3 separate regions of the Homo sapiens genome follow, and regions 2 and 3 are each linked to region 1. The links are chromatin contacts, found by Hi-C or POLR2A ChIA-PET in ENCODE. All regions are on one chromosome and are shown on one strand. Each heading gives the region's core, a stretch centred on a gene start or an enhancer-like site at or near the end of the contact. The rest is flanking DNA. Distances are from core to core; before and after follow the strand shown. Region 1 holds the start of PTCH1 (patched 1). Region 2 has its middle 110 kb from the start of HSD17B3-AS1. Region 3 has its middle 28 kb from the start of LINC00092.

Region 1 (3,403 bases), core at 240-2,739:
GGGCGCAGGAGGAAGAAGTTCAGGGCAGGGGGCACGGGGCAGGACAGTGCCGCGGCCGCCCTTGAGGTGGTCCGCCGTGGACGGCTTTCCAGTGCTCCGGAAAAGGCACACCAGGGAGGGCGTGTGTATACACACACACACACGCACACACACACACCTCCACCCCCTGCGGACCTCAGACAGCCCTTTCCTCCCAGGACCAGAGGGAGGGTTTGAATTTTTCAATCCCCATTTGTCTGCTGCTTTTCCTGGAGAGGTGTGAGTGAGTGTGTGTGTGTGTGTGAGAGAGAGAGGAAGAGAGTGTGTGTGTTTGTGTGTGGCGGGGGCGATCCCAAAGAGTTAGAGGAGGGAAGAGAAAGTGGGAGGAGAGAGTCTGAAATGCACCTTGGAAATCTGCTCCAGAGCGAAGGCGGCGTCGCAGTAGCTGGGCCGGTGCAGATAGTCCCGGTCCGGCGCGGCAGCACGGCGCAGCCCCCCCGTCCGTCTGCGCCTCCCGCCTCCAGCCGGCCGTCCCGGGGCACCGATACAGCCGCTGCCGCCGCCGCCGCGGTCCTGGGGCTCGGCGGCGTTACCAGCCGAGGCCATGTTGCCGCCGCCGCCGCCGCCGCCGCGGGGACGGAGGCTTCCCGGGCGGCCCGGCGCGCTGCTGCCGCTGCTGCGGGCTCCTGGCGCGCCTGGGCGCTCGGCTTGCGAGGACGCTGCTGGCCGCAGGCTGCTCGGGCTCGGGCTCCGGTTGACAGACCAGCCGCTGCTGCTGCTCACACGGCGGGCGCTGCTGCCGCTGCGGCCGCGGCCGCTGCCGGGGAGTCAGACCCTGCGCCTTCCATTGCCACATTGCGCGGGGGTCCCGAGGTCTCTGCGGCCGCCGCTGCCCACATCCAGTTCGCGGAAGAGCGAGAGCCGGCGCGCCGAGCGAGCCTGTCCTTCGGGCGCTTCCGCGGCACTCCTTGCGGTCCCCAACTCCCCCTACCCGCCCCCCGCCCCGCGCCGCGACCCCTTCACTGCAGAAAGAGCCAGCGAATCCCCGCTGCTCCCGCCGGCCGCGCTGGCTCTCTCGGCGCCTCCCGGGTCGCCCGAGCGGCCGCGGAGGGCAAGCGCAGAGCCGCCGCCGCCGCGGGGTCCGAGGGTGCCCGGCGGGTCTCAGCGCTGCCGGGCCCGGGCAGCCGCAGCTGCCGCTGCTCCCGCGGTGGCTGCTGCTGGCGGTGGCGGCTCCAGGAGCTGCTGCTCGGGCTGCTCGGGCTCTGGCTGCTGGGTTCGCGGTGGCTGCTCGGTCCCGGACTCTGCTTTCTTGTGCTCCTCGGCAACCCGCTGGACCATTCTGTCCCCGTGCAGCGCGCCTCTCTCGCTCCCGGGACCTGGGGACTCCGCTCTGTGTGTGTGCAGCGGGCAGCGGCCGCAGCAGCTCCTTGATTCAATAGATGAGATGGAAGAAGAAAAAAAAGAACTCTCTCCATTTGGAGAAAGAAGAGGAGGAGGGGAGGGGAGGGGGTGGAGGGGGAGAGAGCGAGCGAAAGAGAAAAAGGCTGGAGCTCCCGCCCCCGGGGCTGTCAGATGGCTTGGGTTTCTGCGACGCGATTGGCTCGCGGAGGGCAGAAATTACTCAGCAAACATGACTATTATTAGCTGCTTAGCAACAGCTCACCAAAGTAGAGAGACCACCCAGGTAGGCAACCCAGTGTGTGCATCCTCGGCTTCGGGGCAGCCTCTGAGAGCGCCAACCTTCTCGCATGCAATACTTCCATTAAGGAATGCTCCCCCTCCTTTCTCTCTTATTCCTTTTCTTTTCAACAGTGTCTTCTTTTTGTGGGATGCCTTTGCGCGCACACACGCGCGCGCACGCACACACACGAACATTTGCCTCGCGGTAGACACGGGGGGAAATGTAATATTTTTTTAAGCGCTTAAACAATTTCTGAAATTCCTCAAAGAAAAGCCTTTCAGAGGCACCTTGGCCTCAAGCTGCAGCAAATACTGGGAGGTCCGGCTCGCATTCCCAGGCCTGCACCAATAATGACAGCGTGCTGGATAGTGCGCCAGTGTGTGCCAGATTTTTTTTTCCTCTTCTCTTTTCTTTTATAACTAAAGGGAAGACTTAGGCTCTTGCAGGGAACAACGCCTCGCATTAAGATAAACAGAATGGAAAGTTAAAGAGGAAAGCAAGGACGTTGGGAAAAGCCATCTTTCTTAAAATCCGTCTGCCCCCCAGCCGCTTTCTCCCCCCAACTTAAAAAAAAAAAAAACACAGTCTTGGTTTGAAGGAGTCAGTGTTCTATAAACGTGGAATCCAGACACCGAAGCAGTCTTGTAGAGGCAGAGGCGTTTTTATTTGAATCTCGAATGTGACATAAGTAAAAGAGAAACAACAGAATCTTTTTTTACAACTTAGAGAAACGGAATTGTTTCCTTGAGAGAGTAAAGTTTTCCTGATTATTTTGGGTTCATTTGTACACCCCTTTTTATTAACCAGATGTTTATATAGTCAGTATTTTTTTTTACAAAACTCGGTATGCATGTTATATTTAATAATAGTATGACGTAGGAGATTATAAATGCCCCGATGCTGGATTCATTGAAAACAAACTGTGCGCGGATCGCGAGGATTCGTCCCGACACCGCGTCCAGTGTCACCAAGGCATCCCGGGGATTCGCTTCCCGCGGAGGGGGAAAACACGCGACCCTTTGAGGTGGATTCTGGAGCCAGACACGTCTACACAACTAGGCTTTTTATTTAAAAAAATTTTTGTTTTCGGAAAGTGGAATGTGTTTTTCTTACGTTTCCAAGTTATTACGTTCCTCCCTGCGGTAGGAACCCGACCCGCAAACCCTTGATTTGCTTCACTTTATTTTTTTTTTTAAACGGGGTTGAACTGCAGAGGGACTGGCAGTAGCGAGAAGTCTAGTGAAGTCGTGAAATGGGGCGGTGTGGCTTTAAGATGCGCACGGTGTATGTTCATTGAAAAAAAAAGAAGAAAGAAAGGAAAGGAAAGAAAGAAACCCAGATGGAGGGAAAGGGGGAGGAGCAGGGAGAAGGCGGAGCTCCGGTGGCCACGTGACCCCGCGCCAGGAGGCCCGGTGCGCGCGCGCGCCCGGCTCCCGGACTCCCCGCGCCCGCGCGGCCGGGGCAGAGTAGGTAGGGAGGCGGATGCGCCGGGCCGGCTCCGGGCCTCCAGCGCGGTCTCCCGAGAGCCCAGGCGAGGCGCGCGCCCAGCCGGCGCGGACGGACGTGCCGGACGCGCCGTAGTACATTCCTGAAGGCGGACCGGCCCCCTTACGCTGCCCAATGCCCGCGCCGCCTCCCCGCGACCGGCCAATGGTCGCGCTCACGAGTCCCTGCCCATTCAGCGGCCCCGCGCTGGCTGCCCGGGCGCGCTGGGGGCTGCGGCGGGGCGCGCCGGCCACCGGG
Region 2 (3,403 bases), core at 270-2,769, 630 kb after region 1:
CCTTAGCATGTCTTCCAGGGTCATCTATGCTGCAGCGTGTGTCAGAATTTCATTCTGTTTTAAGGTTGAATGAAGTTTCATTGTGTGCACATGCTACATTTTGCTCATCTAGTCATCCACTGATGGACATTTAGGTTGTTTCCCTTTTTGGTTATTGTGAATAATGCTGCTATGGGTGTACAAATATCCATTGGAGTTCCTGCTTTCGATTTTCTGGAGTATATACCCAGACCCAAAATTGCAGAATCACCATCACAAAGATCCTTATGCTGCCTCTTTATAGCCACACTTGTCTCTCCCCATTTTCCTACCACCACCTTAACCCTTGGAAACCACAACTTGTTCTTCATCTCTGTGGTTTTGTCATTGTAAAATTATTGCCAGGTGCAGTGGCCTGCATCTGTAATCTCAGCTACTTGGAAGGCTGAAGTGGGAGGATCGCTTGAGCTCAGGAGTCTGAGACCAGACTGGGCAACACAGACAGACCCCATCTCTATAAAAATATATTTTTATTTAGTATAAAATAAAAATAGAGTCTCAGCTATTCAGGAAGCTGAGGCAAGAGGATCCCTTGAGCCCATAGTTTGAAGCTGCAGTGAGGCAAGTGAGGCACGATTGTGCCACCGCACTCCAGCCTGGGCAACAGACAAGATCCTGTCTCTATATAAAATCAAATCCTGCAGGCCAGGCATGGTGGCTCATGCCTGTAATCCCAGCACTTTAGGAGGCCGAGACAGGCAGATCATTTGAGGTCAGGAGTTTGAGACCAGCCTGGCCAACATGGCGAAACCCCTTTTCTACTAAAAATACAAAAATTAGCTGGGCGTGGTGGCTCATGCCTGTAATCCCAGCTACTCAGGAGGGTGAGGCACAAGAATTGCTTGAACCCAGGGGGCCGATGTTGCAGTGAGCCAAGATTGCACCACTGCACTCCAGCCTGAGCGACAGAGTGAAACTGTCTGAAAAAAATAAATAAATAAAATCATGCAGTATGAAATTTTTGAGGTTGTCTTTTGCACTCAGCGTGATTCCTGAGAGATCCATCCCAGTTGCTGTGTGCATTGATGCTGCTTTCTTCTTGCTGAGAAGTAGTCCATGGTGAGGATATTCCACAGTTTGTTTAACCATTCATTCACTAAACGACATTTGGGTTGCTTACCATTTGGGGTTGTTACAAATAAAGCTAATTTAAACATTCCTATACCTGAGTTTCTGTGGACATAAATTTTAATTTCTCTGGGATAAATGCCCAGGAGTGCAGTCATTGGGCCATATGGCATGTTTAGTTTTACAAGAAACTGCAAAACAATTTTCCAGAATGCTTATCCTATTTTACACTCCCACCAGCAACATGAGAGAGATCCACTTTCTCTACATCATCACCAGTAGCTGATACTGCCACCTTTTTCAAATGTTAGCTTCCCTAATAGGTGAGTAGTGACATCACATTCTGATTTTTTCAGAAGGGTTTATATTTGCTATACATCAGTTCACCTACTTTGCATTTCTTCCTCTTAGCCCTGCTTTTAATAAAGAAAACTCTTTCCACATTGTCTTCTCTTTCCTCACTTGATTATTCTTCGTGGGAATAAGAGAATTAAAGGAATGTGGAAAAGTGTTTCTCTTGCATTATATTGTCCTAAGAAGCCTCAGTTATCACTTGCTCTTACCAGTGCTTTGCAGTCACCAGGAATGGTAGAAAGCAGCGGCTGGCCAGAGGGCTGGCAGAGGCGGGGCTGTTCTTTGTGCTTGTTTATATTCATTTTCTAGTCACAGCTCAAGTTGTTTCACTTTCTGCTGCTCAGGGAGACGAGGGCAATGTAAATGTGCTTGCTGTTGTTTAAGCCTCCCGGACAGTAAAAACAAAAGCGGCCGCACTGCCTTTCCCTAAATAACATCAGAAACCCCTTTGAGAGCTCGTTGAACAAGATTTACACATTTTAAAGAGTTTTGAAGTTAGAAGGGGTCCTAGGCGAGGCCCTCGGTACACATTAATGATGTGCCTACTGTGTGCCTTGCTCCAGCACGGTCACCCAGTGCTGGGTTACAGATCTGCATAGGGATAAGTTGCAGTCCCTCCTTCCCACACTCTGCCAAGTGTTACAGAGAGGTGTGGGCTAAGTGCTCATGCAGAGATGTGACAAGCCACTGTTGGGGGTCTGGAGGATCCCACAGCTTACTCACTGCTCAGGAACTGAGGAACTCAGCCATCAACTCACCCAGAGCCTCTCCAGCCTGCCTGAGGCTGAGAATCATGTGGGGCACCAGAGGAAAATAGAAATTCCCAGATCCCACCCAAAGGACCTGGATCAGAATCTCTAGAGCAGGGACACAGGAAGCTGTGCTTTAGAGCAAGCTGTTCATAGGTGTTATGAACTGAATTGTGTGCCTGTCTCCCCCATTCATATGTTCAAATCTCCCCCTAGTGTGATGGTATTGGGAGGTGAGGCCTTTGGGTGGTAATTAGGTTTAGAAGGGGGCATGAGGGTGGGGCTCTCATGATGGGATTAGTGCCCTTATAAGTAAAGACACCAGACACAGGCAACACAGAGATGACCACGTGAGCACAGAGCCAGAAGGCGGCTGTCTGCAAGCCAAGGAGATGGGCCTCGGGAGAATTCAAACCTGCTGACACCTTGATCTCAGACTTCCAGCCTCCAGAACCCACATAGTGAGAAGACAGTCATGTGCAAGCCAGGGGGCAGGCCCTCACCAGGTACCAAATCAGCCAGCACCTTGATCTTGGACTTCCAGCCCCCAGAATTGTGGGAAGTAAATTCCTGTTGTTTAAGCCACCCTGTTATGGCAGCCTGAGCTAACATATTGACTAATACAATATGACTCTCAGGATTATCCCAGTTGAGAACTGTGCGTGCAATCCAGCCCTCTCATTACAGGTGAGGGAACTAATACAGCAAGGTTAAAAACCTCATCCTATGTCCCCACACTAGTTAAAGGCCTTCTCTAACTGCTAGACCAGTTCCCATTACACCCACTCAAAGTAGACAAGTAGTTTTCATCTGAATGCCAGCTCTGGCTGATGGTGGTGGCTGCCAAGAGGACTGTGTCAGGAAGGATTCTGAGGACAAGTCCAGGCTCAGCTGACCTTAGCACCATTGCTAGCCATCAGAACACAAGAAACATTATGTATTGGCAGGGAAGCTGGCACAGAGGATCCAGCTACCCAGGTTGAATAACGTGACAAGTGTCATGAGTGTCACTCATTGAGGACAGTACAATTTGAAACGTGGTTCATGGGCCGGGAGCACCAGCATTGCCTGGGAGCTTATAAAAAACTTAAATGTTCAGGTCCCACCCAGACTACTGAATCAGAATCTCTGGGATTCAGATTCACAAACCTGTTCTTATATACCCATGCACACTACAGTTTAAGAAATCCTTG
Region 3 (3,403 bases), core at 526-3,025, 540 kb after region 1:
CTGGTTCATTGTACCTAGGAAGCACCATAAATATTTCTTGAATTTAAGTGCCTCATTCTCCCTGAATAGACGGGAGCCTACTTTGAAATAAAAGTTCAAAAAGAAAAAAAGAAAGCCTCACATCTCCCAAACTTCAAACAGCGCCCAGTCAGAGGCAGTTCGCTGGGCTTGAAGTTTGTAGTCAGGGAGGGCGATGGCAAGGAGAGGGCAAGTAACGTGGCCCCAGTGTGTCCTCGAAGAAGCCTCCTCCTAATAACCTCATGTTTCCCCTGTGTCCCACAGTGACGGATTTGACATAAGCAACTGCTCCATGCAGCCAGGCCGGCCAGGCTTCTCAGGCTGTGCTGGGGACGCAGGGCCCGGTGGGTGGGGGCATCTACCAGACCCGCTGAACTAGGGGCAAGTTGTGACAAAACCAGCCTTATTCTTGGGGAAAATGTGTGAGGTGTTTTTTTTTTTTTCTTTCCTCCCACACAAAGGTGATTTCAACAATTCCATTTGGCTGCAACGTTTTCTTCTCTGAGAAGCCGTGTTGAGGTGGCCCTGGCTTTTTTGTGAGCTCTCTTTAGTATGGGCTGCACACACTGTCGTAATCCATTTTTTCATCAGCTCCAGGATAACAAAGGGCCCCCTAAGCCCTGGAAACCCCCCTCTGACGCCGATTACGGGTTTCCTGGTGTCAGTCATGGCCGGTTTGTCAGGGCCAGGGAGAGAGAGAGAGAGAGAAAAGGGAGAAGGGGAGGAAGAGAGGGAGGAGGAGGTTGGGGGGGAGAGGGGAAGGAGGGGAGGGAGGCCGCTGGAGTTCAGCCGCCTGTGTGTGTGGTCTCAGGCTAGTCCTTATTTCATGAAATACATGCTTCATTCCTGGCTCAGGGTAAACCTGAGCCTCACTGAATGAGTCCCTTATCCACTTTCCAAAACACTGACGAGGTTTGAAAGGGCTCTGTGGGTAGACTGTGACTATCAGCAAAAGCAAACAGGCCAGCTTATTTAGCTAAGCATTTTTAATATTTAAACATCCCAGCCTTCAGCTATTCGTGAACCGCTCAGCCAACAAGGCAAGAAGTCAGGAGCGCGGCGAAGCTGCCCGTGTTCCCGCAGGTGGGCCTGCTGTCCCCGTGCGGGGCCAGCCCAGGCCGCAAGCTCTCTCGCTGTTTCAGAGCTGGAACTAGGGACCCTGGGGGAGCTCCGGGCCAGAGCCCTCGCTGCCGCCCTCACCCAGGGCAGTCTGGGTGGTGGCTGGCTGTGGAATCACTCACAGCCTCTTCATAATCAGATGTGGTTTAAGCTTAACCTAGTGTTTCCCACCCTTTGAAAAATAAAAGTCTAGGCACCCCCTATTTGTAGAAAAAGAAAGCTCTCTGATGGCAGCGTAATTAAAATGCTAAGCTGGGAAGCTGTGGGCGTCCCAAGTCGGGATCAGGTACAACAAATATTATCCCTGTGGACACGGCCAGAGCTCCCGCTCCGGGTGACGGGCGGCCTGTAAAATCGGCCTGCGACAGACCACAGGCTGGACCCCTCCCTGCCCGGACAGGATGGCACCAGACACCCGCCCACCAGACTTCATACCACCAGCTGGAAGTGGCTTTCTGGTTTATGGAGCAAGACGGAACTGTAAAGTCAGTCGTTCTCATGGGCCAGAGTCAAGTCAGCGCCCCCGCCCCACCCGAGCCAAAGGAGGCTTCTGGAGGCCCCGCCAGGTCCCCCTGAGCCAGCCGGAGCCCAGCCAGGCCTCCGGGACAGACTCACCGGGTGCCACCGAGGGCCTGAATGGGCTCCCTGTCTGCCAGAGCAAACAAGCTCCCTGGGCAGGGCGCCCTGGGCACAGCCTGGAGCGGAGCAGGCCGGAGGTTACGAGTGACGCCAGGAGGACAGGGGACTTCTTCTCTCTGGAGATTCCATTAGGGAAACCCTGCCAAAAAGTTTGCCAGGAAGTTCAGTCTGCTCCGATATTATGGGTTCACGGACAAATAGCCCCATTCAAAGAGGACAGGGCCTGAAGGGCTTTGCTAAGGCGACCGCCTCCGCTCGGCCAGGACCCCCTCCTCCCACCCCAGGCTGCTAACCAGGCTTCCTCTGGGGCGGGCTCCCGGGATGCTCTGCGTTCCCGGGGCATAGTTTACATCCGAGCTCCTCTTTTCCCCGTCTATAAAATGTGGGCATTGACATCTCACTGAGGGGTTTACAAAAGGGCCTGACTTAGTGCCTGGCCTTGGGGACTCCTCAGTGAATGGGGACCATTGTTACTGCAACTCAAACTTTGGAGCAGTTTGCAGACATCCTCAGGCTGGAGGCAGCTGGAGGCCTGGGGAAGCCCATACCGCCCCCTGGGACTGGTGAGGTGGGTGATGGGGACCACCTGACATTTCCCCCCTGCATACACCTCCTGGTTGGGTCTTCCCAACTAATCCCGCAGGGTCCTCTAAGCCCCTCCCCTTCAAGCCTCCCGTAACCCTACCCTGGGCAGCGTGAGGCCTCCCTGCCCTCAGACAAACTCAGAGCTGCGTCCACGTGGACCCCACGCTCATCACGATGCCAGAGTCGCCAGATGGCAGGAGGCAGCCAAGGCACACAGGACGTGCCTGACCCCCGGCTGGTCATCCCTCCGGCGGGCCAACCTTCAGGTCAGAAGGGGCGTCTTGTGATTGTGCTGCTGCGTCCATCCCCCACGGTCCCCCATGGGCCGTCCTCGGAGACCACTGGAAGCAGACTTCTTACCCCTGCGGCCCAAAGGGAAACCACGGACCTTGGAATCTTAGACTACTGCCTCCACACCTAACTTGAAAGCCTACAGAGAAAAGGGAAAAGCAGGGCGCTGCACAGAGCAGGTGCTCAGTCACGATTTGCTGACCTCACTTCGATTCTGAAGGAAGAGTGCAGAAACAATTAGAAGAGTGTGGCTGGAAGGAAGGCAGAGAGGGCGTGGGAGGGAGAGAATCTCCAGCTAGGATTTCTCAGAGAAGCACCTCAGTATGAATGCTGCTGGGGCAGGGCTTAGCACAGGAGCTTCCCACCCCACTGTGCGGTAGCTGGGGAAGAGGAAAGGCAGGACAGGTGTGGCCTGAGACCACAGAGCTGGAGCGTGAGGAGTGTGTCAGCCGAGCCCGACATTTTTCACTCTTCGATAGAGGCGGGACTAGAGCCTGTATCTTCAGGCTTTCAGAAGTGGGTTCTCCCCGCTCTCTGGAGGCTCCTCCGATGTTAGCCCAACTTGTGAACCCAGCAACCCAAGCACCTTTATCTGGCTCCTTCACATTCAACCCCTGGGCCCTGTTCCCTCACCACGGGCGGGGCCTCACTGCGAGCCGTGACATCGCCAAGGGTCTGTGGGCTCAACCACTGGCTGTGGACTCCAGAAGCAGGGCAACATCAGGGAAGACTTCCAGCAGGGACGGCCAGG

The links. A loop is a pair of places that touch in the nucleus more often than their neighbours do. ChIA-PET counts read pairs that join two places held with the same protein, here RNA polymerase II (POLR2A). Pooled maps may share reads with other maps.
Region 2: a loop to region 1 is called in a map of IMR-90, with 2.1 times the contacts of the local background. The contact joins the enhancer-like site here to the promoter of PTCH1 in region 1. A Hi-C loop is called at or near these places in 2 of 168 maps with a recorded cell type or tissue (IMR-90 and endothelial cell of umbilical vein), 9 of 37 single-sample maps with no recorded cell type and 9 of 50 pooled maps. POLR2A ChIA-PET finds 5 or more read pairs at or near these places in 1 of 52 experiments (AG04450).
Region 3: a loop to region 1 is called in a map of ascending aorta, with 2.0 times the contacts of the local background. The contact joins the enhancer-like site here to the promoter of PTCH1 in region 1. A Hi-C loop is called at or near these places in 2 of 168 maps with a recorded cell type or tissue (ascending aorta and sciatic nerve) and 5 of 50 pooled maps. POLR2A ChIA-PET finds 5 or more read pairs at or near these places in 2 of 52 experiments (T-cell and activated naive CD4-positive, alpha-beta T cell).

The regions. Positions count from the first base shown.
Region 1 is chr9:95,507,777-95,511,179 of GRCh38, forward strand. PTCH1 (patched 1) reads right to left here and starts at 1,490. Exons shown (of 24, transcript NM_000264.5): 1 at 385-1,490. The coding sequence starts at 585. RefSeq lists silencers at 426-745, 3,020-3,403 and enhancers at 1,390-1,939, 2,893-3,403.
Region 2 is chr9:96,135,737-96,139,139 of GRCh38, forward strand. No RefSeq gene overlaps it. Among named protein-coding and RNA genes, the nearest start is that of HSD17B3-AS1, 110 kb to the right of the region's middle. RefSeq lists an enhancer at 1,631-1,925. Within about 2 kb of position 1,520, at least 14 of the 41 ENCODE cell types and tissues checked have a DNase peak (open chromatin) inside an H3K27ac peak, as active enhancers do.
Region 3 is chr9:96,047,661-96,051,063 of GRCh38, forward strand. No RefSeq gene overlaps it. Among named protein-coding and RNA genes, the nearest start is that of LINC00092, 28 kb to the left of the region's middle. Within about 2 kb of position 1,776, at least 14 of the 41 ENCODE cell types and tissues checked have a DNase peak (open chromatin) inside an H3K27ac peak, as active enhancers do; they include ascending aorta, where a contact is called at or near this core.